Linked DNA regions of Homo sapiens: region 2 is linked to region 1. Evidence: chromatin loops called from intact Hi-C (ENCODE). Cell type or tissue: heart left ventricle. All regions are shown on one strand. Links, peaks and the distances in the headings refer to the core of each region. The heading gives the core; the rest is flanking DNA.

The links. A loop is a pair of places that touch in the nucleus more often than their neighbours do. Peaks named below come from ENCODE experiments on the same cell type or tissue, not always from the same donor. Only the 100,000 strongest peaks of a DNase experiment are listed, where the experiment ranks them.
Region 2: it touches region 1 in a loop (2.4-fold over the local background); 6 of 110 quality-filtered maps call a loop at or near these places.

The regions. Positions count from the first base shown.
Region 1 is chr12:94,234,961-94,240,347 of GRCh38, forward strand. PLXNC1 (plexin C1) reads left to right here. Exons shown (of 31, transcript NM_005761.3): 10 at 2,704-2,843. It overlaps LOC124902987 (a long non-coding RNA gene), which reads right to left and starts at 2,843. Exons shown (of 2, transcript XR_007063410.1): 1 at 2,124-2,843; 2 at 1-1,826. In heart left ventricle, for the core only: no CTCF peak of the experiment used is centred there; no DNase peak of the experiment used is centred there.
Region 2 is chr12:94,159,716-94,165,102 of GRCh38, forward strand. The region is part of intron 1 of PLXNC1 (plexin C1); the gene reads left to right. Among named protein-coding and RNA genes, the nearest start is that of PLXNC1, 14 kb to the left of the region's middle. In heart left ventricle, for the core only: no CTCF peak of the experiment used is centred there; no DNase peak of the experiment used is centred there.

The sequences.
Region 1 (5,387 bases), core at 139-5,138:
CAGCCATGGAGCTGACTCTACATTTTGTTTTAAAAATGTTGTTTTATACCTGCACTATTTATTTAGGAGGGTCCTCTTGGTAGCTCTTTAACCCATTTATTAAGATTAGAAGAGGTTCCACCAGCAAACAAAAGACAACTAATCTGAGTCTGTTTAAAAGCAGACTGAAGCACCCACTTTCACAAGACAGGCCAGGGCTGGATTCCATCCTAGATGGCCAAGAGAACCCTCTCTAAACAATAGGGGTTTAAAATGTTTTTGAAGTAGCAAGGCGGTCTCCACTCAGGGAAATAAAAAGTTAATAAGATGATGTGGCAAGTCCTCTGATGGTGTTCGTAGAGCCATTTAAGGAGCAAAATATAACTTCCTTAAAAAATCTTTTTTACATTAGTTGTAAGGCTCTCTTTATCCTCTGCAGAGAATGGAGAAGAAGCATTTACTTGGCATGTTTGAAAATTTTGCTTGAGCAGACATCAACAGTATAAATATAAGAAGCAGGAAGGACTATCTAGAAAGAAAAGAAACCTGGGAATCATAGTTGACTTGGATGTAAACGTGAGTCTGCAATGAGGTTTACATAAAAAAAGAAAAAAAATTCTATCTTGCTCCCCTAAGAAGACAGTGGACTCCTCTAGAGCAGAGGTCGGCAAATGTTTTCTACAAAGAGCCAAGACAGTAAATATTTTAGGCTTTGCGGGCCGTATGGTCTCTGCTGCAGCTACTCCACTCGACTGCTGCAGTGCAACAGCAGCCAGAGACACTACCCAGACGAATATTTATGGGTGCTGAAATTTGAATTTCATGTGTTTTTATATGTCATGAAATATTATTCTTCTTTTGACATTTTGTCATGGCCCATACAAAAGCAGGTAGCGGGCAGGATCTGGCCCACAGACTATAGTTTGCCAACTCCTGATCTAGTGCACACATAGATCATGTGTCCCCCACAATATCTGGCCTAAGGACCCTGTAGGTGCTCAATAAACACTTGTTCTCTTAGCTGTCACCACGTAAGAGCGAAGAGTAAGCCTTTTGCTATATAACACACACTTGACATTTGCAAGAGATTTATCTTGAAGGCTTTGCTAATCCCCCCATTCCAAGTACCACTCTAGCAGATAATTTCCCCCATAAAATGCAGTCAAGTATAACAGAATAATTAAAGTGACCCTTTCAGGCCCTTAGTGATTCTATTAATACAGGGCTAACGTCCTTCACAAAGTGATTAAAATAAATTCTGCTACCAAAATCAATTCTGTGTCATGTTACATCATTGCTGTGATGACATTAACAATGAATTTACCTCAATCTGCAAAACCAGTCCAAAGCGCTGATGAGTGATGGGGACGACTGTGCCGTGTAGCACCTGTGTGTGCTGGGGAGCAGAATGAGAAAATGTCTGTTTGAGCAGGATGGGCAGCCCCTGTAGCCCAGCAATGCCACCCCAATGAGTGTTCCATGTACAAAGGAGCAGAGGATACTCAATTGCTTCAAGAAGCAGGTGTTAGGCAGGTGTTGGACATCACGGAGTTCTCCCAGTGGCTCAGGGGCTTCTTCCTGGACTCGGTCCTCCAAGTGGATGCACTCAGCATTTAGAATTTCACCAAACGTCATGTGATTAAGCATCTCTGGACTTTGGGGTCATTTTCAAATATCAAGACTGAGTATATTCTGCGATGGTAGAGGATATAGGGGAAAAAAGAGTGTGAGTATGATGTTCACTCTTGCTGAAGTTCTGCTGGACTTTATATTGGGTAGAATCTTAGAATCTTATGTCCTGTTTTGGTCACCGTATTATAGAAGAATACAGACTTGCTGAAAATGGTCTACAAAAGAACAGTGAAATTATCAGAATGATAGACAGTAGCATCTGTAACATAAAAGTGAAAGAACTCAGGATTGTTTTATCTTGAAAAGGGAAAATGATTCTTGCTATCAAATAAAGGGCTTTTTTTTTAAAGGGAGAATTTGATTAGATATCACAAATGGAGAAGTAAGGTGGCATTCACCTATATGGTATGAAGCTAGGTAGCAAGGGACTCCAAGGGACATGTTCTTGACCTTAGGCCTGATAAAGTCTATTGAAACTGGGTAGCAAGAAGGAGGTTGTGGTATCTACAAACCTTGGTTGGCCACAGTGGTTTAGACATCCAACTACTTGATAGTAGGTGACTGAACAGGTTGATTTCTTGAGGTTTTTCCCCCTGCAGTATCCTCCTGGATTCAAATAGCCTCACTGTAACAAAAATATGACTGCTTTCTTGGGAACTGAATTTATCTGGAATGACATTTATTTCAACTTAACGATGAGTCTGTCATTGGCCTACGGTCAATGGACTCTCTTTCTTTTCCTTGATTTTGCTTACATTGTGAGCCTCCAGAGGCTGTAAGGCAGTAAACATTTTCAAAACTCTAGTGATACCTCACTCTTCAGACAGAATATCAGACTTTTCAACTGTATTTTCAACTGTCTTGTGAGACAAAGACTAATTGGTTTGACCTCATGCTGTCACATGTTGAGAGACATGAATCTGCAGCCCTCTTCCTTGAATTCATTGATTTCATTAAACACTGTCTGCTTGTGTTCGCAAAATGTTGTAATTTCCCAGTGATTTCTTCGAACTGCAGCGTATAAACAGATTTTTTTGGAGCGATGCCATTTCTTAGCTTTGATCTCCTGTTTTAATCTTTTCTTTCCAATAGGTCTTCTACATTAAGTCCATTGAGCCACAGAAAGTATCGACATTAGGGAAAAGCAACGTGATAGTAACGGGAGCAAACTTTACCCGGGCATCGAACATCACAATGATCCTGAAAGGAACCAGTACCTGTGATAAGGATGTGTGAGTCGAAATACTAATAATTTATCCTCGGTAACGTAACGCTCAAACCTGTGCCAAAGGAATATCAGTGTGATTATAACCTTAATATAGTCAAATTATTGCCATGCCCCAAAGCAGGCCAATTAGTCAGAGTATTTGACATAATATAATTCCAACACGTAAAATAATTTTCACAACAGATCTGAAGTTCATTGTGAGAGAATCTGTTCTGTGTTATTCCCCAAAAATCTCAGTATATAGTCATTTCAGGATGTTGCCTGTTTGGGGTCTTGATTCATTTTCAGTAACAAAATCAAGTATATGGAGTAGCAAACATCATTCTTTAGGTGATGCACTTGGAAAAATAGTTGAGTACCTTGAAATTTGATGAGGAATTTTTTGGAGCAGCTCTTCCAGTGTGCCACCCAAAGTTGAAAAAACAAAACCTCTTGGATCCATTTTATGTGGACATTTTATTCTTTGTAGCCTTCTCTTTACTGGTTTGGTTTCAGCCTCCAAAAATTAAATTACTACTACATATAATGGTAGTAAAAAAGAACACCCCAACATAAATATCTGGTCAATGTATCTCTTGAACATTATTATTTCTGTCACTTCTTTCCCAAACTCATCACATCGGTGAAACTTGGAGAAAGACTTTTCAATTTCTACCGATGTCCTTGTGCAAATGGTTACTCCCCCTTCGAAAAAAAAAAAGTGATGTGATAACTGCAGTTATTAAATAACACAACAGATTATTTGAGTTTTCTGCTTGTTAACTCATATAAGTTTGGGCTAATTTGAAGTAAAAGATGTTACAGTCTACATAGAGTATAATACTAAGCTTATTTTCATCATGGAAATGCATTTAAGACAATCTGCTGAAGCGTGATGTTTTGATTTTTAACTACTAAAACAGATTTGTACAGCATTCTAATCTGCTATGCTTATTTACTGAATTTTCTTCTTTAATTCATTTTCTGCACATCACTGCCATGCCCTTCCCCTCATAGCAGTAAATTTGGAATATCTGTGATCTTGATGAGAAAAGCTGCTCATTGGTGGCTTGCCTGTGTTCTGCTATTTGCCAGAATTATCAAGCACACATTAGAGGCTGTATCTATGCAACATAGGTTTTTTTGTGCTGTTTATCCTGGCTAAATACCTTATTGCAAAAATCTTTCATTTTATGTAGCGAAATCTGTGAAGTTAGACACCTGTGTATTCACTGAAAGGCAATCAACTTCATGGAAAATAAGTAGTTTTTCGGAGCATTACCCTGTTTCTGACTCTTTATGTTCTCATTTTAATTCCGAATGTGTCTTGAGATACTGCAGTTATTAAATTAAATGACTAGGAGACCTTTCTGCATGTCGCATTTCAGTAACCACATCTGTGTGGTGAAGCCAAGTTCACAAGCAGTCAACATAATACTCAGTTAATCCTATACCTGAGCCCAGGCTGTAATCCCAAGCTCTTTTAATATGGTACTTTTAAAATGGGTAATTATTTTAAAGAGAAAAATACTAGTAGTGGAATGACCTACATTTTCACCTCTCTTCTTCTGAAATTTATAAACAAGTTTGAATTTTAATGTTCAACCACTTTATGATAAATTTCCTAGAGCTTTGCTCTGAATATAAACCTGAAAATGTGCGTCTGAGGTGGCGTAAGTACAAACTGACTCAGATGTTTTTGAATTTGCCTTATCCTAAAGGGTTAGTGATAGCATTAAAGTTAATCATCATGCACATGGCCTTTAAGTAGTAATAACAGATTCTCATGTAGCACGGTTATACTGAGCATTATTCAGACACAACCCAGGCTTAATGATTTGTGCTTTAGAGGATCATTGTAGACACACAGAGGAAGCTGCAGGTGACAGCGGGAATGTCGGAGAAAGCTTCGCTCTGACTCTGAAAGGGCGCCAAGCATCAGCTGTTGGACATCAGGAGCACCCTGGACAGCCCCAGCTAAGTCCCAGCCTGGATACTCCTTAGGGAGCATGTTGGCCCCAATGCTGATTGATTCTGAGATGCCTGGGCTCTTGGTTTAGGCCCCCTTTGAACAGCAGAATTTCCATCTCTGTCTGGTGCTGTGTTTTACCCTCTCAGTGCTTGACTAGGGCTTTTTTTCTTAAGCTTTTTATTATGGAAACTCAAACATAATACAAGAGAGATGAGTGTAATGAACCTCTCTGTAGCCATTCCCGGTTTCAAAGCCTATCAACATTTTGCCAATCTTGCTTCATCTATCTTATCTGGGATTTTTGGGGGGGCATGATAAGAACCAAACACCATATCCTTCACTGCTAAATACTTCAGTACCTCTCTAACAGATAAGCCATAGTGCCATTATGATACTCAACAGAATTATCCACAATTCTTAACATAATGTAACCCCCAGTTCATGTTCTGCTTTCTATTAGTACTTCTTCAGGGCAATGGTTACACCTCCTTCCTTTCCCACTTCTAAGGGCAATGCAAATAAGAAAGATAAAAATGTACTAAAGAAAGAGGAACCCAACCCCTAATAATACCAACTTGGGTCACTGGCCCCTCATGA
Region 2 (5,387 bases), core at 118-5,117, 75 kb before region 1:
GATTTGAATTCCTAAATAACGGCTGCCCTGTGGGGAATGGATGAGAGATTGGCCACAGCGGAAGAAGGAAAACCTGCAGGAGGCTCTTGCAGTAGTCCAGACAAGAAATAATGTCACCTTGGCCACGAGCAGTGGTGACAAATATGGAGAGAAACAGATGGATTTTGTTTATTGCAATCATTCAACTGAGGGACGTTGAAGAGCTGAACTGAGGTTGCAGCAATGAGGATGGAGAGGAGGGGTGAAGTGAAATAGGTTTTTAAGACGTGGAGGACCAATTAGAGGATGAGTTTAATTTTTGTTGATTTTTAGATGCCTTGGGACATACAGGAAGACAGGAAGAGTTGCTAAGTAGGGAGTTGGCAATGAAGTTAGGAGTTGGGGATCCACTCTATAAACCTTAGAGTGTGCCAGGCCCTGTGTCAGGCCCCACACATCCCTGTTTGGGCTATATGTGCACTGAGGGGAGTAGCCAGGTCTGGCTCATCTTTCTTTCCCAGGCATCTATCAGGTTGGCTAACACATGGTGAGTGAGCCCTCAGTAAGTGTTTCTAGAACTGGAAAAAAGGTACTCTTCATCTGGTGGAGAAGATAGTGATTATAGCATGGTGAGATGAGTGCGTCCAAGAGGAGTTGACACTGGGGCTCTGTTTTGAGGAAAAGTAAAAGCTGGGCAGCAACAGGGAAGTGTATTTCCTTTTGACTCCCTTCCCAATTAGCCAGGATTCCTTGTCATCCCCTGTCTCCCCGCAACCTGACTGAGGAAGCGTGTTACCTAACACACCAGCTGTTCCTGATCATCGCCCCTTGGTCTTCTCCTGAGGCTCCTTTCTCTATCATTGACCCCTTTTAAAAATTGGATTCCGAGTGCAAAGCCTTGCTTCTCTGAGGCAATAGAGGGGGGAATAGCCTAGAGCAGCTGGTGGCTGTAGGTGTAACCTAGTGTCAGCCCCCGCACTTAGCAATATGTTTCTTCATAACCCTGCAGAGCTCTTGTGCTGTAGACCTCTAATGCAGCCTGTAGACCCCCTGACAGAATAATGTTTTTTAATGCATGAAATGAAAACATTGGATTGCAAAATAGATGTAATATATTAATATATCGATCTATCAAAATGTTTTTTCAATTAAAGGTATAGTAATGTATCTTAACACATTCAATAGCAAGATATAGAGGCAGTAACTACCATAATTTCAAAGTAGAGATGAGCATAAATGATACTTTGAGATATCTGCAACAACTATCAAATAATATGAAAATATCTGATTTCTTTTGGTGACAAAGTCACAGGTTCAGTAAATACTGCTGTGGCCTGAATCCATGATTAAAGGAAATGCTAAGTTCCAGTTAGAGCTCCCTGGAATAAAGATTTTTTTTTTTCATCCAGTTTCATGGATTCCCTGAATTCTGTTCATGAACTGTGGATATCAGTGGAGCCCCACTCTAACCATTCATTTCAGTTACCAAGTGTTTCAGAAACCAATGACATGAAATGCAAAGTTTAGCATTTTATTTCAAAACTCATTTGACTGGTTTATTTTGACAATAGGGAGTTTGTTCCCATCTGTATTTTACAGATCAAGTACTTGGTCAACAGCAAGTGCTCCATAAATAATAGGTGGATGAGTGGATGGGTGGGTGGATGAGTGGATGGGTGGGTAGAGAAAGCTCAGAAAGGATAAATGACTGTCTAAACACTTACAGCTCATAAGTAATAGAGTTTGAACTTGAAACCACATATTTTTTACTCTAAATCACTTGTTCTTTCTATTCTTCCATGCTACCATCAGCTACTTTTATTTGAAAGGACACAATGATAGGGCATGTTCTTAAAAATATGCATTTGAATCATGGGAAAGGACAATCCTATTATTATTTGCTTTGGTCAGAGCACACCTAAAGTACTGTGTTTACTTCTTAGAAGCACATTTTAAGTACACTGAATCTGTTGACTGTTCATGGACTGAGATGGCGAGAGACTTAGAAATTGTCTCTTACAAGCTATCAATGAGCTATGGATGTGAAATTCAGAGAAGGCCAGTTTACATGGTAATGGGAGGTCTGGGGTGGTTTTCTATTGCTCCCCAAGGCAGAACCAAGGCCCAGTATTTACAAGGGACGAATCTTGGCTCAATTAAAGAACTCAGTAATGATTAGGCCTACTTATCAATGTATCATAATTGCCTGATGAGATATTGACTGAAAGTATTCAAACATTGACCCATGTATTTATTTATCCCTTTGATAAGCATTTATTGACAACCTACTCCATGCCAGATGCTGAGGTGGATGCTGCATTCGAAGTGTAGAATACAATACTATTGGAGATAGTCAGTCTTATAAAGATGGAGTCTACTGGGAGACAGTAAGTTTTTAAAAACAATAGTTATAATAAGTATTTTGAAGGAAATAAATGGAGTGCTGTGATTCAGAATAAAAACTGAGGTAGGAACGGGAAGAGCTATGGTCATGTGTCCACGAGTAGGTGACATTCAACTTGAAACCTGACAGATTGAAAAGAGCCAGCCTACAAGGGAGTGAAGGGGGGTGGGGCTAGAAGAAGTAGCAAGTGCAAAGGCCCTGAGGCAGAAAGATGGTAATGTGTCCAGAGTCTGAAAGAAAGTGACTGGACTTGGGGAGCAGAAGCAGAGTGCAGGAGGAGAAGAATGGCAAGGAATGGGTGTGAAGACGTCATCAGGGATCAGCTCAGGGAGAGTCTGGGGAGGCATATGGATTCAATTCTCAGCATTGTGATGGGAAGCCATTGGAGAATTTTAGTCAAGGGAGTAACAGGACCTGTTTCATGTTTTAAAAGATCACTTTGGCTACTGGACAGAGAATAAATTGAAAGTTAAAAGGGAGACACCAAGAGACTCTTGCACTAGATCGGGAGGGGAATGAATGGGCACTTGGGCTGAATAGAGCCTGTAGAGATAGAGAAGGTGAATTTGAGATTATTGGGAAATTCGACTGAGATTTTTAATGTATTGGATGTGGGGAGTGACAGAAAGAGAAGAGTTGAGGGTGATTAGTGGTGCTGTTGACCATGATGGGTAGCAGGACCAGAGGGAAGAAAAGTCTAGATAACCATTTGTCAGCACCTCTGAAACCATGTCACAGATTTCAGTGGTTCTTAACAGGGGATAATGACATTTACTTAGGGGATGTTGAGAAATGTTGGGGAGAGACTTTCACAGTAGTCAACATAATAGAGGGCACTGCTTTGTGGACAGGAGTCAGGAATGCTAGAAGTCCCGCATCACACAGGACAGCTCCCATAATGAGGAGCCATCCCATGTAGAATGCCAGTTGTTTCCTCCTGGACAAGCACTGGTGGACTGAGTCTCTTTCAATTCTGAGAACCTAGGGCCAGGTGCGGTGGCTCACACCTGTAATGCCAGCACTTTGGGAAGCTAAGGTGGGCGGATCATGAGGTCAGGAGTTCAAGACCAGCCTAGCCAACATAGTGAAACCCCATCTCTACTAAAAATACAATAATTAGCCAGGCATGGTGGCAGGCACCTGTAGCTACTCCGGAGGCTGAGGCAGGAGAATCGCTTGAACCCGGGAGTCAGAGGTTGCCGTGAGCCGAGATCGTGCCACTACACTCCAGCCTGGGCGACACAGTGAGACTCTGTCTCAAAATAATAATAATAAAAAAAAGAATCTAGGAAAATGCAGTTTCACGCTATCTGCCATTCATATACTTTTGTAAATTATTTGAGTCAGGTCGTCTTTTTATAAGTAATTGACTGAAATTAGCCATAGGGAGGAGAAGGAGGTTGTGGGGGTGGGGAAGGGACATAAAGCGGGAAGAAGGAAGGATGAATCTTGGAGAGTGGGACTTTGCTGGTGGGTTGGCCTGGGTGGCTGGGAACACTGGGGCCCGTCGAGGGAGGGGAGAGGGTAGAAGGAGGTGAAATACAAGCTTCACCACCTTGCATGCTTCCCACGGCTGTGCTGCACACCAGTGATGTTTTCTGGTCTAGAGGCTGCCCAGCTGTGTCCCTAAGCACACTTTGAACCTCTCCTTTTGGTCATTTGAGTCCCCAGTGTAAATTCTTCCTTCAGACGATCAGAGAGCTGCCATAACTTAGTCAGATCCCGGTCAACACTGTATACACTAGAATGGAGAAAAGCAACCCGAGCCTTCCTAGCTAATAAAATCACTGTCCGACTTGGGCAAATAGTTGTCCTTTCCATCTCCTTAGCTGAATAAAAGTAATCTAATTATTTTCAAACACATGATTTCATCTGGACCTCACAACAACACTGAGAGGCAGGGCATGTGGTATTATTAGGTCCATTTTACAGATACAGTCACTGAGGTTCAGGAGACTTAACTTGCTGGAATCAAGCAGTCTATAAGGCACAGAGCAGGGGCCAGAACTTGGGTGCAGGGCTCCTTCAGGGGTTTCCTAATGGCAAGTGGGCCCCTTGGGAAGTAACAGAAAATGATGAAACTGCTTCAAAACAAAGGGATCCCAAAGGGAACAGAATATAAAATTAACTGCCCAAGAAAGGCATTTTGTCATGTACAAGAAATTGATAGGTACCCAGTTGGTATTTCCTCCCACCTGGTAAGGTAAAATCAACATACAGGAATCCTTTTAGCACCTTGGGGGTAAAACACTTGACTCTTGCTTGGTGCTCAACATTGGAGGCCCCAGTTTTGTGCCCATTCCCTCCCGATGATGCCGCAAAAGCTGGAGCATGGCTGTGAGCACCCTGCCTCGATGAGCCGGGCCATCTTTCACATGGTAGGGGCAGGGCCAAGCTGTGGCTCAGCTCTAGAGGGTGCCTTTCACACCCTGGAATGCATGACTGGCACCCCCTGCAGTTGTGCAGGGCACAATGGGAGAGTATTTATTGTCCATGAAAAATCATATGAAGCAGCTGCAAAGAAGTCTAATTGTTTTCCTCATGATATGCCCATGACTCCCTGCACACACACACACACACACACACACACACACACACACACACACACGTACACACACAAACACACACACACCTCAGGAGCTTTGGTCCCAGTTTGCTATATCAGGCCCAAAGCTCTTTCTCTCTTTCAGCCCAAACATCGCTTGAGCCAAGGTAGCTTTCTCCTCCAACTGAGAAAAGTTTCCCTCTTAGAGCCGGCAAACGTGTAGGCGTGACGTTATGCTTAGACACGGCAGGAAGGAGAAGCAGAGTGACAACTCTGAGGGAACCAAGAAAGCCCAAAGGGGAGACAAGGTTTAGAGCGAAATCAAGATCGGATTTTGTCATGAAAGGCAGAACTGGCAAAAGCATCATTACAAGGCATTAACCTTGTTACACACAGACGAACAAGCAGAGGCTGGGATTCAGAAATAAATTACACATAATAAACTAGACAGAATAGGCT